Linked DNA regions of Homo sapiens: region 2 is linked to region 1. Evidence: read pairs that join two places in POLR2A ChIA-PET (ENCODE). Cell type or tissue: MCF 10A. All regions are shown on one strand.

Region 1 (2,500 bases):
CTTGAATGAAGACCCTTCCCTGGCGGAGTCCCCGCTGCGTAGTACCCTCATTGCAGCCTTTCAGGGACCCAGCTAAACTGTGCGTGGACCCGGACCCCTGACCCACAGAAGCTGGTAGAGGATAAATGTGTGTTGGAAGCCACTAAGTTTGTGTACTTCATTATGCGGCAATACGAAACATTTCAGGACTTACACAAGTTGTTACTGGTACTTATTTAATGTTATAAAAATCTGAGCCAAGTCAGATCACTTTAGGATGGGAACATCTGAATCACAGCCTTGGTGAGCTTCTAATCCACCGTTCCCTTTTTCTTCCCATCAGGCAAAGGCAAAAGTGGCTCCTGAGGTCCTTTTTGTAGCACTGACAGGTTTCCTTGGTCATAGTGGAAGAGAGGGGCATCCCACATCATTTGGCCCAGTGTTCTTTTATGGAAGGACACATGGAGGACAGGGGCTGGCCCCTTAGGCTTGTCTTCCCTGAGGTCAGCTGCAGCTTCCAAGGAGGTAGCATCTTGAGACATTTATAATCTATCCTTTGTACAGCTGCTTGTGGCCCCCCCCTTGTCACATAATGAGTTCGCAGTTGGGATTTCCTCGTGTGAGTTTCCAGCACCCTAGGGCCATATTTGTCCTAGGATTCTCCTCATCATTTCCCCCCACCCCCAGTCACTGCTGCCTCTTAGCCTTTGCTTCTCCGGGCTGAGGAATTCCTGCATTTTTAATCTGTCCTGCTCCTGCTGGCCTGTTTTGTCTAGCTACTGCCCTTCAAAACCATATCCAGTTTCACTCATAAAAAGCAGGGGGAAATGGTCAAACCAAACCCTCCAGCCTCCCCTGTGTAGTCCTGGCTCTTGTTTGATTGTTGGTTCTCTGAAGAAAGGTGCTCTGAGGAGGAAGAGGGCTGCCTGTGCCCCCGGCACCCCCCATCATGGAGGCTGGCCTCCTGGTGTGTTGTTTGATTGGGTGTCCTTTTGCACCCCTGAGGTCCTGCTAGTACCTGCAGTGCTGACAGTCCCTGTGGGCACGGGTGTGTGTCAGGCCTTAGTCATCAGCACTTAACCGCTCTGAGCTGCAAACATTGGGCCTCAGAGCTCAGTGTTGATGTGATCACCGTCTCACTTCTGCCAAAAATAGATGGGGAGGAACATATTTCTGTTAAGCTCTTGAGGGTTACAGCTGGATTAAGTTAGAGCTCCTGAAAACAGCACACTGGCTTATACTAGTGGTTTAGATTCTCTAAGAAATGTGTATTGATATAAAGTTATCAGACTATTGATTTTTTGTAGAGTGAAAATATTAAATTGTTATTTGAAGAACATCATAGATCTTGTAAAAGCAAAGTTGAAGACCAGATTCAAAGTTACTTTACATTCTTCTTGAAATTCCTTCTAGAATGTTGTGCTAGGAAAAGTCCCTCTTCTGTTGAGTTTATTTACTTTCTTTTAATGGACAAAACCTATCTTATTTACCTTTTTACCTTTGCCACTAGGAAACTTAGAACCAAACGAATACAACTCAGTTGCAGTAAATCTTGAGTTCTAAGCTTCTGACTCTGTTTGCTTTTAAAGTGTCTCATTTGCTGTGTGCTTAGTGTTTTCTAAATAAATACCTACCATTAGGGGAGGAATTGCTTTGTAACTTTGCACATTAGCTCCGTGGTTTGCGTTGACCTCGATTCTAAGCAGAAACAGCTGTGAGTATGTTCTATTAATTATTAGGTGAGTTGTTTTAACTAGTGCAGACAAGAGCTTGTTGACCTGTGCTCTGGGTGAGAACTCTGATTTCTGCTTCTACTCAAAAGGGTCAAATCCCATGATGTAGTTTTGACTTAGGAGAATTTAGTTCTGGCCTGGAGTGAATCTTTGTGGGATTGATGCAGACCAAGACTCGTGTTAAGGCCGAGCTCTGCAGCAGCTGGCCGCTTGTTTGTCTTCTGAGCCTGTTTCATTTGCCTTCCCTGGTCTGCTTGAGCAGAGGAGAGAGGAAGAAAAGCTGTTGGCAGATGTTTTTAGTAAGACCCTTAAGCGTAAGGGAGGAAGCTAATTTTAGTCCTGTTTTTAATATTATGGTAGTTTGGTTGCGTCTTTCCTCTTAGGGTAGAGCATTTTAGCTTTTGTTTTTGCTTTTGCATTTCCTGTGTATATATCCTGAAGCAAAATGGACTGCTAAAAATGTCACTTGGTGTTTGTTATTTTGTGCCTAGAATAACATTCAAGACCCGTGAGCACTGTGAGTCACTAAAATAGTTTTAGGAGAAAGGAATGTTGTCTGTGTTACTCTTTTCTATATTTCCTTCTAGAAATTTTCCAGTTGATTCCTGTGCTTATGTTAATTGGACATCCATAATCTCTTTCTTTTATCATCAGCAATACAGTAACATTGTATTTGTTAGCACATTGCATCTCTACTTGCATGCAGAGCTCTTTAATTTTAAAAGTACAGTAAGTTTTGGAAGAAGATCATGGCTAAAGAGGCAAGTTGCTGGAAAATACAGTTGTGC
Region 2 (2,500 bases), 70 kb after region 1:
CCCTGTCTCAAAAAAAGAAAGGAAGAAAAAGATCTTTCCTGCTTTCTTGCTAAGGCAACACAGAGCCCATCCCTAATCCTTTTTCCATGCCAGGACTATAATAGAGAGAAGGTGTCACCGAAAACTAGTGCCTTTTCTAAGTATTTTACTTGTGAGAAAAAAAACTGGTGCCTGGCCAGCTTCAGGCAGCTTTGCCTTTTAATGAATTGGCCACACGCTCGCATATGAGGTCATCAGCCTCCAGCATCGTTTCGACTCCGGGGCCCAGTGGCTTTCAGGGGTGTGTTTCCAAAGGAGCTGGTTACTGATTCCACCTTTTCCCTGCCTGTCCTGCCACACTCTGGCCAGTGCACCCCTCTCTCCATCCTGGCTTATGGATCAAGTCTCAGCTCACTGGGCTTTGCATGCCTGGTGTCACAAAGCACTCAGCTAAGGAACTCTGCAGATTTGGTGAGGCTGTACCCTGCAGAGCTGTGGGATTGCATGGTTAGGGCCTGTCTCGTCCAGGATACACCTCAGTATTTCAGAAAACACGAACTGATTGTGATATCAGCCATACCCACGCCACCTCTTGCCAGCTGTGTTATTAGGCACGTGGTCTCCCCTCCCAGCCTCAGTATTTTCATCAGTAATAAGAACAGTAAGGCACTGTGTGTACGTTAATTGAGATGATCCGTGCAACACTTACATCTGCCTAGCAGGAAGCATGAGGTAGGAATAGTTGTTCTCGTCCTCATGAGGCAGTCCCTGCTGTGTTTCGACTGGCTATGTGACCAGGGCTGACATTGGGGGCCAGGCACCCCTCTCCTAACTGGCACCCCTAGATCTTGTGCAGAAGTTTGCAAGTCTCAGACAGGCAGCCCTTCCCGTTCTAAAATCCTCAGCCCAAACAGTCTTATTCTGGCTATAAATAAAAGTTCCTGCTGCACAGAGAGCAGCAGCTCGTCAGAAGCAAACCCGGGCACGAGCCAGATCCTAAAATAAACTCCAGGCTGTGATGAGGCGGCGTTTCTGTGGAATGGCCCGCCCTGCCTTTCTCTCTGCCCCTGTGGGTAAGCGTGATCATAAGGGGCTGGAAGTATTGCTCTGGGGAATCGGTAGAGATGGGGGCCTGTTGTAAATGGTGTGACCATGAGCCCTGATGCAGCTCCTGGCATCTGCAGAGCCCAAGGGGCACAGCAAGGGCTTCATGGTGATCAGAAGGTTTTCCCTGTGTCTCCCTGCCCCGTGAAGGTACCTTTCCAGTTTGGCTCTTGTCCCAGCACGACTGCATAGCTTGAATACCAGAACGTGAGCTCACAGCTGCAGAGGCAGAGGCAGAGCAGGCCAGGCCCCTTTGTCCAAGAGAGGCCGACTCTCCTTGCTTTCTCCTTGCTAGCTGCCCCCTCCTTGGCAGCCCACACCCCTGGTCATTTCCCTGAGCCTCCCTCCCCAGTGTCTGGACCTGAACCCATGCAGTGGGTGAAGTTCGTCTCTTACCCATCCACACTCAAAACTGAGACGCTTCTGTGAGTCAGGTAATATTCTAGACACCTTAATTAATACAGTGCCTAGACTATGTATTAGGTGCCTACTAAAATACGTATCAGCAAATATGTATTAGGCCCCTACTGAATGCCCCAGTACTGTTATTTAGGGCAGTTCCTGGATTGTTGGGAGGGCAGGAGAGGACGGCTGCTGCTGGCCGAGAGGTCGTCCGCACCAGCACCATGCGGAGGACTTGCACGCAGCGCTCTGCGTCTCGCGGAACGTCGCAGAAACCTTATGGGGGAGGGGCTATTGTTTTCATCCCCGTTTTAAAGATGAACAGCTTGAGCTGAGGCTCAAGAACTTCAGTCACTTGTACTAGGGCACACAAGCGGAGATGCCATGAGGGGCAACTGGAGACCTTGCAGTCAGCCGCTGCCCTGTGCCGTCTCCCGGAAGAGGCACCATGCTGTGGGAGTCTGCCCCTCACCTTGTTGAATTAAAACCGGCTAAACACACTATATGATTGGTTAGGAAGACACTTCTCCAACTTGGTACATTTTGTGATGACACAAAAGCCATTTGTGTATGTGTAAATCAGGTGCTCAGTTATTGCAGGGCACGTGGAAGCACAAAGTGACTTTACACGGGGGCGCCGATGAGGCTATTTCAAGACTCCAGAAGGAGTCAGCGCGGAACATGACTCCTTAAACTAGGCAGCAGCAAGGCAAGGTGAGGGGGATCTGTTTAGCAAATCTCGTGGCAGTGTCTGGGCATTGGGAATGAACATCTGGCAGATCTGAGAATTGGGGCTACAAAAGATTGAGCCACTCCCTGAAACAGTCATACAAGGGTTCCCTGAAGGCAGCCCCCCCAGCAGCACGCCGTCCCACCCCTCAGCCAGTGCATCCTGCTTGCTGTCTTCTCTGTGGACTTTCCCAGCCAGTAAGGGAGGCTTGCTGTGTGCAGGCATCCTCCAGAGATCGATGGAAAACCCAGAAAGCCAAGCCCTTCACCCCACTGCCATCCCAGG

The links. ChIA-PET counts read pairs that join two places held together with the same protein. Peaks named below come from ENCODE experiments on the same cell type or tissue, not always from the same donor. Only the 100,000 strongest peaks of a DNase experiment are listed, where the experiment ranks them.
Region 2: POLR2A ChIA-PET joins it to region 1 with 25 read pairs; 5 of 35 experiments call an interaction of 5 or more read pairs at or near these places.

The regions. Positions count from the first base shown.
Region 1 is chr9:131,677,228-131,679,727 of GRCh38, reverse strand. The region is part of intron 1 of RAPGEF1 (Rap guanine nucleotide exchange factor 1); the gene reads left to right. Among named protein-coding and RNA genes, the nearest start is that of RAPGEF1, 62 kb to the left of the region's middle. RefSeq lists enhancers at 807-886, 1,227-1,276. In MCF 10A, no CTCF peak of the experiment used is centred here; a DNase peak (open chromatin) is centred at 1,067.
Region 2 is chr9:131,607,424-131,609,923 of GRCh38, reverse strand. All of the region lies in intron 12 of RAPGEF1 (Rap guanine nucleotide exchange factor 1), which reads left to right. Among named protein-coding and RNA genes, the nearest start is that of PRRT1B, 63 kb to the right of the region's middle. In MCF 10A, no CTCF peak of the experiment used is centred here; a DNase peak (open chromatin) is centred at 1,263.